2 separate regions of the Homo sapiens genome follow, and region 1 is linked to region 2. The links are chromatin loops, found by intact Hi-C in ENCODE. Cell type or tissue: HCT116. All regions are shown on one strand. Each heading gives the region's core, and the rest is flanking DNA. Links, peaks and the distances in the headings are about the cores only.

The links. Peaks named below come from ENCODE experiments on the same cell type or tissue, not always from the same donor. Only the 100,000 strongest peaks of a DNase experiment are listed, where the experiment ranks them.
Region 1: it touches region 2 in a loop (5-fold over the local background); 9 of 110 quality-filtered maps call a loop at or near these places.

Annotation. Positions count from the first base shown.
Region 1 is chr1:161,137,511-161,142,884 of GRCh38, forward strand. It overlaps LOC112543491 (linc-UFC1), which reads left to right. Exons shown (of 1, transcript NR_156734.1): 1 at 1-432. It overlaps LOC124900457 (small nucleolar RNA ACA64), which reads right to left and starts at 3,826; the gene lies at 3,698-3,826. In HCT116, for the core only: a CTCF peak has its summit at 2,495; a DNase peak (open chromatin) is centred at 2,491.
Region 2 is chr1:160,723,692-160,729,065 of GRCh38, forward strand. No RefSeq gene overlaps it. Among named protein-coding and RNA genes, the nearest start is that of SLAMF7, 13 kb to the right of the region's middle. RefSeq lists enhancers at 2,335-3,077, 2,553-2,702, 3,078-3,821, 3,413-3,512, 3,553-3,602. In HCT116, for the core only: a CTCF peak has its summit at 3,307 (motif pointing right); DNase peaks (open chromatin) are centred at 2,654, 3,000 and 3,310; H3K27ac peaks cover 619 bases.

The DNA of each region.
Region 1 (5,374 bases), core at 290-5,289, 410 kb after region 2:
CTCTCCTCTCCAAACCTAACCCAATTCCATTCAGAGGATTAGAGAAAGCTGAGGATTGCCTTTTCTAGTCATAGTATGATGTCCAGTCTGCTTATTGCAACCAATGGGGAAGAGAACAGATCACTTTCTTCACTGAGAATGGAAAGCTTAGCCAGGCACGGTGGCTCATGCCTGTAATCCCAGCACTTTGGGAGGCTGAGGCAGGAGGATCACTTGAGGTCAGGAGTTCGAGACCAGCCTGGCCAACATGTTGAAACGCCATCTCTACTAAAAAATAAACAAATTAGCTGGGTGTGGTGGCATGCACTTGTAATCCCAGCTACTCGGGAGTCTGAGGCAGGAGAATTGCTTGAACCTGAGAGGTGGAAGTTGCAGTAAGCCAAGATCACGCCACTGTACTCCAGCCTGGGCAACAGAATTGAACTCTGTCTCAAAAAAAAAGAATGGAAAGGTGAAGGAAGGGCTGAGATTTGCCTTCATTAGGCCTTCCAAAGTAATCTGTCTTCCCCTGCAGGACTCACAGAACTCAGTTCTTTTCCCTGGGGCCAGACTTCAATGACCAAATTTTCCAAATTCCAAACATTGGGACAGTTGCCTGGCCAGCTGTTCCTAAACTAGTCAGTTTATTTGGAGGGATATTTTCTGCTTGGGGAGCCCTGGAAGTTCACTCTTTCAACATGAAGTCCTAAGATCGTAACGCCAACAAAGAGAGCTGTGCAGATTTCCTGAGCTAAGCCAAAGGGACCTCCTGTGTAGAGATGGGCACCCTCATGTCCATCACTGAGAAAAAAATATTTCAAACAGTTTAGAGTTTTTTGTTAGCTATAGCTAGACTGCTGTTCCTCCTTAGCTTAAACTATACATCATCTGTACAGTTAAAACAAAAACTTCATCTCTTGCCTTATGAACCACCCTCTCCTTAATTCAACTAAAAACTTGGGGGAACTTCCTCTGAGAAGATTGAGAACCCTGTGTAGAATTCTCTTGCGGAAGTCCTCTGCTTGTTATGTTTCTTCCTTTACATTAGTTCCTGTCTCTTCCTCAGCTGAGAAAACATCCCTCCAGCTTTCAAAGACTGGCCCCTTCAGCTCTATCCTGATGCCCATCCTTTTCTACTTATCAAAACACTACTCCCACAGTTACCTCTTCCTTCACTGGAATCTGTAACCTGGAACCCTTCAGCTATCCACAGGCTCACATTTCCACTGTGTCCTTAACTGTAGTTTTCAACTCCCTGTAATTCTCAGTAATTAGAAAGGCCTTTTTACTATCCTTAGATAAATCTCTTTGTAACTTCCATGTATTGGTTCTGTTTTTTCTCTCTGGGTCAACACATCATAGCCACATGTCCCTACTAAATATTTTTTTACAAGTCAGTGGTAGTACCAGTTTAGAGTAAAGCAGATCTGTTCTCTTTCTTGATCTGAATACTCTATTAAGGCTGCTTGTCCTAGTCCATGTTCCTTCCCAGGTCTGCCAGATTAATCTTTTCAAACCAGATATTCCCTTAAGAAGTCTCTATCTTGCTAGCACTAGCCCCTTGTCACAAGTATCCTCTTGACTCTTCCAGGGCCACTCGGATCCCTGTGTCCCTACCAGGGCTTTACTCTTCTGCTTTACTCTGCAGGGACTTGCTGACCTGATGATCTGCTCTATTCTTGGTTTCCTATTAACTCTAAGCTGCCCCAGTTACTCATTTTCATCCAGGCATTATACTACTGGCTCCTCCTAATTTCAGTTCAGCTTGGAACCTAGCTCTAAGTCCAGAACTAGAATTTATTGCAGTTCTGGCTTCTATGGCTCCCGAATAAAAGAGTAGGGACCTCGGCCACACATGGTGGCTCATACCTGCAGTCCCAGGACTTTGAGAGGCTGAGGCGGGTGGATTGCTTGAGTCCAGGAGTTCAAGACCAGCCTGGGTAACATGGCCAAACCCTGTCTCTACAGAAAAAAATACAAAAATTAGGCATGGTGGCATGTGCTTATAGTTCCAGCTACTCAGAAGGCTGAGGTGGAAGGATCACTTGAGCCTGGAAAGCCGAGGTTGCAGTGAGCCAAGATCGCACCACTGCACTCCAACCTGGGTGACAGAGCCAGACCCTGCTGCCTCAAAAAAAAAAAAGAAAAAGAAAAAAGGAGTAGGGACCACAATCAGTTGCTGAATCCTAGTGATCTGCTGTTCAAGTCGCCTCAACCTGTTCCCTTTTCTTCATTCCCCAGCTCTGACCCTCACTAATATGACAGGCAAGTTCCTTAACTTCTCTAAACTTGTTTTCTTATCTGTGAAAGAAATATAACATCCACCTTACAGATCATTGTTTTAATGATTATATTAAATGATGTATAGAAAGTGTTGCACAGGGCCTAGTGCTGGATAAATGTTACCTAATATTTATTATTGTATTATATATAACAAGTTTCACCAGGTTTCAGAAATTCAGCAGGCTCTTTATCAATGACTCTTTGCTGCCCCCATGGGGATGACTTTTTCCAAGTCATTGGTTATTCCAAAGACCGTAACATAAAACAACCCTGTCTCACCAATCCCACCAGTTAATTAGAGAATTAACCAATTTTTCTTTGGGTGGTTGTTCAATTAAGTAAAAATGCTCTTATATTCCAGACCATTCTTTTTCAAATAACATAACAGGCTGGGCGTGGTGGTTCATGCCTATAATTGCAGCACTTTGGGAGGCCAAGGCAGGTGGATCTCTTGAGGTCAGGAGTTCGAGACCAGCCTGACCAACATGGTGAAACCCCGTCTCTACTAAAAATACAAAAATTAGCCGGGTGTGGTGGCCCGTGCCTGTAATCCTAGCTACTCAGGAGGCTGAGGCAGGAGAATCATTTGAACCCGGGAGGCAGAGGTTGCAGTGAGCTGAGATTGTGCCACCGCACTACAGCCTGGGTGATAGAGCGAGACTCCGTCTCAAAAAAAAATTTTTTTTTAAATAAATAAATAACAATAGGCCGGGCGCAGTGGCTAACGCCTGTAACCCCAGCACTTTGGGAGGCCGAGGCGGGCAGATCACGAGGTCAGGTGATCGAGACCATCCTGGCTAACAAGGTGAAACCCCATCTCTACTAAAAACACAAAAATTAGCGGGGCGTGGTGGCGGGCGCCTGTAGTCCCAGCTACTCAGGAGGCTGAGGCAGGAGAATGGCATGAACCCAGGAGGCAGAGCTTGCAGTGAGCCGAGATCGCACAACTGCACTCCAGCCTGGGCAACAGAGCAAGACTCTGTCTCAAAAATAAATAAATTAAATAAATAAATAAATAAACAATAATAAGGTTATCAAAAGGTTGAAAGTAAAATTATAGGAAAAGATAAGCTATGCAACATAAACCAAAAGAAGCTTATGTTAAAATCAGACACAGTTGACTTGAAGGCAAAAAGCATTACTAGAAATAAGGACATTTTATACCAATAAGTTTAATTCACCAGGAAGTTAAAAAATAAATTTATTTATTTATTTATTTATTTATTTATTTATTTATTTATTTTAGACAAACAGCTTTATTTGAAAGACGGGGGACAGCCAAGTCCCCCTGACCCTGCGGTCCTGGCAACGTCGGTCTCAGGCGTAGGAGGACCAGTGTCCTGCGGAGAGAAAAATAGGGTTAGGGGTCTGCAGCCGGGGTCAGGAGTCAGGGGTCAGACCACGCGAGCAGCCACACCCGGGGGGAGGCCGCGGCCCCTGTCGGGGCCTGGGTTTCACCGTCGCACATGGCGGCAGCACGCGGTGAGCTGAGGCCCCCGGAGGCTCTTGCGCGCCGAATTTCACCCGCGGCCACGGCCAAAACCGGGGGTGATTTTCAACCAACGCCGGAAAACATTTCTAAATTTGTATGCACTTAACAAAACCTCAAATAATATACAGCACCGAGCTACAAGGAAAAATAGACAAGTTCACAATCATCGTAGGAGATTTAGCACACCTCTCTCAATTAATAGAGTATACTTCTTTCAGAACTGATAGAAAAAGTCAGGGCCAGGTGCAGTAGCTGATGCCTGTAATCCCAGCACTTTGGGAGGCTGAGATGGGAGGATTGCATGAGGCCGGAGTTCAAGACCAGCCTGGGCAGCATAGGGAGACCCTCATTTCTACAAAAAAAAAAAAAATTAGGGGCGGGCGCGGTGGGTCACGCCTGTAATTCCCAACACTTTGGGAGGCCGGGGCGGGCCTGAGTTCAGGAATTCGAGACCAGCCTGGCCAACATGGCGAAACCCCGTCTCTACTAAAAGTACAAAAATTAGCTGGGTGTGGTGGCGGGCACCTGTAATCCCAGCTACTCAGGAGGCTGAGGCAGGAGAATAGCTTAAACCCGGGAGGCGGAGGTTGCAGTGAGCCAAGATCGCGCCACTGCTCTCTAGCATGGGTGACAAGAGCAAGACTCCGTCTCAAAAAAAAAAAAAAAATATGCTGAGCATGGTTGTGCATGCCTATAGTCCCAGCTACCCAGGAGGCTGAGGTGGGACGATTACATGACCCCAGGAGGTTGAGGCTGCAGTGAGCTATGATGGCACCACTGTACTTCAACCTGAGAGACAAAATGAGACCAACTCTTTCTCTAAAAAAAAAAAAAAAAAAAAAGAGAAAGAATAAGAAAAAATCAGCAAGGATATAGAAAATTTAAATAACACGAGCAGTAAATTTGATTCAACAAGCGTATAGAGTCCACTATACCCAACGACTTCAAATTACAAAGCACATGTTCAAGCACATTTGGAACATTTAAGAAACTGACCAGATTGTTCTATAAAGCAAGTTTCAACAAATTTCAAAGGCTTCAAATGATGCAAAGTATGTTTCTTGCCTACATTACAGTGAGGCTAGAATCAGTAACAAAAAGGTAACTGGGAAGTCCCTATGTTTACAAGTTAAATACAGCCGGGCACAATGACACATGCCTGCAGTCCCAGCTACTTGGAGGCCAGAGGATCCCTTGATTCCAGGAGTTTAAGGCTGTAGTGTGCTGAATACATTTTTAAATGACCCACAAAATAAATCACAATTGGAGTTAGAAAATATTTTGACCTGAGTGATAATTTAAAATGTCACAAAGCATTCCGGGCACCATGGCTCAAACCTTTAATCCCAGCACTTTGGGAGACTGAGGCAGGTGGATTGCTTGAGGTCAGGAGTTGGAGACTAGCCTGACCAAATGGTGAAACCCCATCTCTACTAAAAATACAAAAACTTAGCCGGGCGTGGTGGTGGGCACCTGTAGTCCCAGCTACTCAGGAGGCTGAGGCGAGATAGTCACTTGAACCTGGGAGGTGGAAGTTTCAGTGAGCCGAGATTGCGCCACTGCACTCCAGCCTGGGTGACAGAGCGAGATTCTGTCTTAAAAAAAAAGAAAGAAAGAAAG
Region 2 (5,374 bases), core at 203-5,202:
AGGGAGTGAAGTGGGGGGAGGAGCTCCTCCCTGTTGTTCTTGTTCCTGTTTTTCTTTTCTCTTTAAAATTTCTGAATTCCCTTCAGGTGGAGAAAATGGGCGGTCTGACTTACCACGATCTGACATATAAAGGGGGTATAACGCAGATCATACTCCAGGTGGTCAAAATGGTAACATTAGTAAAATGGCCCTGCTCAAATCCCCTTTTCAGGCAACCACCCACCTGCTCCCATGACTTTAAGTCTAATATTCCTTGATTAGGGAACCAAGGGCATTCCTGCCGAACTAAAAGCGTAAGCGTATGCAAAGCTTCAGACTCTCTGGTGCACTGGATAGCCTTAAGCAATTGTCTCACCATTTTAAAAAATACTTTCTGCTATTTGGTCAACTTCTCACCCGTGGTAACCCGAGCCCTGGTATTATACACATAGGTCCTGTCCTCCTGAAAACGGGTCAGGACTGGCCAGGCGCAGTGGCTCATGTCTGTAATCCCGGCGCTTTGGGAGGCTGAGGCGGGCAGATCACCTGAGATCAGGAGTCCGAGACCAGCCTGACCAATATGGAGAAACCCCGTCTCTACTAAAAATACAAAAAAAATTAGCCAGGCGTGGTGGCGCATGCCTGTTATCCCAGCTACTCAGGGGGCTGAGGCAGGAAAAGTTGCTTGAACCTGGGAGGCAGAGGTTGCGGTGAGCCGAGATCACGCCATTGCATTCCAGCCTGGGCAACAAAAGTGAAACTCCATCTCAAAAAAAAAAAAAAAAAAAGAAAAGAAAAAAGAAAAGAAAAGAAAATGGGTCAGGACTGTCCCTTATCGGTATTCCCTGAAGATTGGTATGTCATCCTGCTCCACGAGTAATTTCAAGGCGATCACATCGGAGTCACCACTTGCAGCTTGCTCTGCAGTGAACGCCGAGAAATAAGTATTGAGACAATTACAGCTGAACGGGGCAGGGAGGAGCTCCTCGAGGGAGTGCTGCTCCAAGATCTGTCCACCAAGTGTCTGTTGAGAGGCTTGTTAAACTACAATTCAGACCAACAAAAGACATCCACCAGGTGGCTTTTTGCAGTCGTGACATGAGGCACATATGGCCTTGTTTATTACATCTAAAAGCACTCAAACCGCCTTCTTAGGAGGCTGTGTTCAGCGCCCCTTATCACACATTCTGCTCCTTGTCCTGTTTTCAGGGTCAAGGAGTTATAGTCTCATGCACAAACAACACACACACAGTGCCTCAGTTATTTTTTCAACCTCAAATGCCTTGTACATAAGCTTGAATATGTTGTTGTGTGCCCCCTACACTGGGCACTTGTTGGAATTGGCTAGCAACCCCAGGCATGCAAGTCTTAGCAGGCATGAATGTAACCACCAGCTACCTGGATGTGTCAGCAGCCTCAAGATTTTTTGGAGCTGCCCTCACCTCCTTGTTTCATTTTGACATCTCTACTTGTCCTTTTTGGTCCATGTCTTCTATATCTAATAACCTGATTTGTCTCCTCTCCAGGGCATCAAGCTCCAGATGATCCTCAGTGAGGAATACATCCTCTCAACATTCAAGAGTTATCCTTCTACACTGGACCCTTACACTGCCCATTAGTGGGACATGACAGAGGTTAAATCCTGCCCCTTTCTCTGTTGGACTTGGCTGGAAACTGCTTTCATGAACCCACAGAGTCACCTGCCCTAACAGCTAGCAGGAGGCCAAGATTCACAGAACAACAACCACCGGCCCTCTGTGAGCAGGGAGCAGTTTACAGAAGACTGGTGTTTGTCCATTTTCCCCCAAAATTTGGGGTACTGGACTCTTGACGGGGGGAATGTTACAGTAGGTAGTCAGGCAGACATGAGCAGGGCAGGAGAGGATACCCCCTAGGAATGTCAGGTAACCATCAGGTGATGGTCAGACAGTTGTTAAGCTGTCTCTCTAAAATAATAGTCACAGCCAGCATGAGGGAAAGGCAGTCTCCCAACAGATAAAGCAAAACCCAAAGCTGGTGATCAGCAGTTTCCCATTAAGATCTCAGGAGTTGGGCGAGTGGGCTCACACATGCGTACTAAAAGGCAAAATGGCAGCATTTAACTGGTATATCACTTTCCTCTAGGAACACTCAAATGGTAAGGGAAGAACACCTCAAGTGAGCATGCATACAACTCCAGTGAACACACTGTGCTCGCAGCCCCTCCGAAGGGCTAGCAGGCCACTGCGTGTGCAGACAGCCCACCCCAAGGGAAGAATCAGGGGAGAAGGGATGCAAGACCCCAGAAGCATGCTAACATATAAAACACCAAGTCAAAGGTCAAACAGTGCACTTGGTCTCTCAAGCCACCCGCTTCCAAATGTATTTTGATTTTAATTCCAGCTCCAAAGCTTTTTAATAAGCTTTCACTCCTACTCTAAAGCTTGCCTTGCTCTCTCCCTCTGCCTTATGCCCCATGGTTGAATTTTTTCTTCTGAAGAGACAGTAATTGAGGTTGCTGCAAACCCATACGAATTCACCACCTCTAAAACTAAGATGCAAAAATGACACCTGCCACCTCTGAGCTCCAGGTTCCAGAGGGTAAAAGAAAATGGAGGTTGAAGAGCCCAGTCAGAGGACTATAGTCCTCCGGTCGTGAGTGTTCAGAAGGTCTACTGCCCAGTGTTTTTGCTGAGTCATTTGAGGTTTTAGTCAGCATAGAATAATAAAACCTATTTTCAACCCCACTAGGACTAGGGCCACTACTATTCCTGGCTGGCTTATCACTGGTTCCAATGTAACCAAGTGCCCCCATTATTCTAAGAGATAATTTAATTGTTGTTATGTGTTTTTTTTTCCTTTTCTTTTTTCTTTTTCCCTTTCCCTCTACTCCCTACTTAGCCCTTTCTGAAATGCAAAATAACCTCTCACCAGACACTCCCTACAGGGCAAGTTCACCTATGTGCTCCAAGACAGATCTGTTGATTTGCAGATCAAAGCATGTCCTTATGGAACTCCTCCCTTCGGGCGGTTGCCTCAGAAAGGCATGTGGAAAGCATGCCTATTTGGTCACTTTTACAACTTACTTCTGCCCGGGAAGGCACCAACTCAACTGTTCAGTATTTAACTGCCCAGTAGCAGGGAGACCCCCCTGCCCTTGCTCACTTCTTCCTTTACCTTATAAAAGTGTTCACTTTTTGCTCCAAAGGCAAAGTGGCACATTTAAAGGAGGATACTTCCTGCCCTCCTCCCAGACTTGTTTTGGAAATACATTCACTTTTCTTGTGCCAGGCCTCGTTCTTGTTAACTGTGGCGAGCGACTAACCTGCTTTTCAGTTATACCAGGAGGGGGCAGTACAACACTGCCTGAGTAGGCTCCAGCTTGGAGGCCATTCCCCAGGGAGACTAAAAGACCCGAGGGACTCAGGACGATTTCCCAGGGTAAATTTAACATTTAAGAGACAATAGAAAAAAGGGATCCTGAAGAGGAAAATAAGGAGGATCAGTCAGATAGCAAGGAGAAGGTGGTCTCAAAATTTGAGAGCAAAAATTTCAAGACTATATCCAGATTAACAAAAAGTGCTTCCATTTCATTTAGCAATTGTGTAGTCAGTAGCCACCTTGGCCATGATGAGAGCCATTTTAGTGGAGGCAGAAGCCAAATTCTCCATTTCTCTCCTCCTTTTTTCTCATCCCCACTTCTCTTCCTTTCTCCCTGTTGGATATTTCTTGAGCTGCATCTGGAGATGTAGAAATGAAAGTCATAATATTGCTCTTAAGCAACTCACAGTCTCATGGAGAAAACAGAGAAGCAAAACATTGAGAAGCTGCAAAATGAGAAACTGTGGTGTCACATAGAAAGGGTGCCTAATGCAAACTGTGTATGATCAGAGGAGGTCTTTGTAATGAACATGTGTAAAATCTTTTTTTATACACACAAAAAAATCAAATAACAATAGGGTTTTTTGTTTGTTTGTTTGTTTGTTTGTTTGTTTGTTTGTTTTTTGAGACGGAGTCTCACTCCGTTGCCAGGCTGGAGTGCAGTGGCACAATCGGCTTACTGCAGTCTCCACCTCCTGGGTTCAAGCGATTCTCCTGCCTCGGCCTCCCAAAGTGCTGGGATTACAGGCATGAGCCACTGCGCCCGGCCAAAGGGTTTATTTTTATACCTTTGCTACCCAAAGAACTTGGCCAGTTCAGGAAAATGAGGATATTTCAGTGTGGCTGAAATAAAGACTGGATACAGAAAGCAGGTCCCGTTTCCAGACTGGTCCAGATCACTAATGTTTTAGTGTACATGATGAAGGGTTTAGATTTTATCCTGAAGGCTCGTGAAGGGAGCTAATTAAAGGGTTTTGAGCAGATTAGTGATATACTGTGGTTCACAACTTAAAAAGAATATTCTGGTAAACAGGAGAATGAGACCACAAACAAGGGGGGACATTTTAAGGCTATTGGGGGGATCCAGCCAAGGCCTTCATTATTGCTCAACTTGGCTGAAGCAGAGGTGGTGGTGTGAAGGGCAGGGGTCAGAATGAGCAGAACTTGATACCTGGTTGCATATGGGGGTAAAGGAAGAGGGAAGAGGAAAAGTCTGGTTCCTGGCTTGTGTGGTTGCATCAGTGGATAGGATAAGGGACAAGTTGGGACATGAGAGATGATAAGTTCAGTTTTGAATATATTAAGATTAAGATATCTAAGAGGCAGATGAATATATGTATCTGGGGCTCAGGAGAGAGACCTGTGCTATGTGCCAGCATGCAAATAATTATGGCACACAAATTCTTACTCAGAAAGAATATGTAAAGTGAAAGGAGGTTGGGGATGGAATCCCCTGGTAATACCAACATTTAAGGGATGGCAAAGGATGAGGCATATGCAAATGAGACTGACAAAGATTTACTAGAAAAGAAGAAAGAAAATTAGAGCATTTTGGCCAGGCGCAGTGGCTCACACCTGTAGTCCCAGCAGTTTGGGAGGCCAAGGTGGGCGGATCACGAGGTCAAGAGATCAAGACCATCCTGGCCAACATGGTGAAACCCAGTCTCTACTAAAAATCCAAAAATTAGCTGGGGGTGCTGGTGCGCACCTGTAGTCCCAGCTACTCGGGAGGCTGAGGCAGGAGAATCGCTTGAACCCGGGAGGCCAAGGTTGCAGTGAGCTGAGATCGTGCCACAGCACTACAGCCTGGAGACAGAGCAGGACTCCATCAGATAGATAGGTAGATAGATGATAGATAGATAGATAGATAGATAGATAGATAGATAGATAGATAGATAGATATAGATAGACAGACAGAGAAAGAGAGAAAGAAAGAAAGAAAATTAGAGCATTTTAAAGGAAATTAAAGAATCTGAGGAATTAAGATGTTAATGGTGTTGAGTGCCTGCAGCTTTTACAGGCTCAGGATATAAGT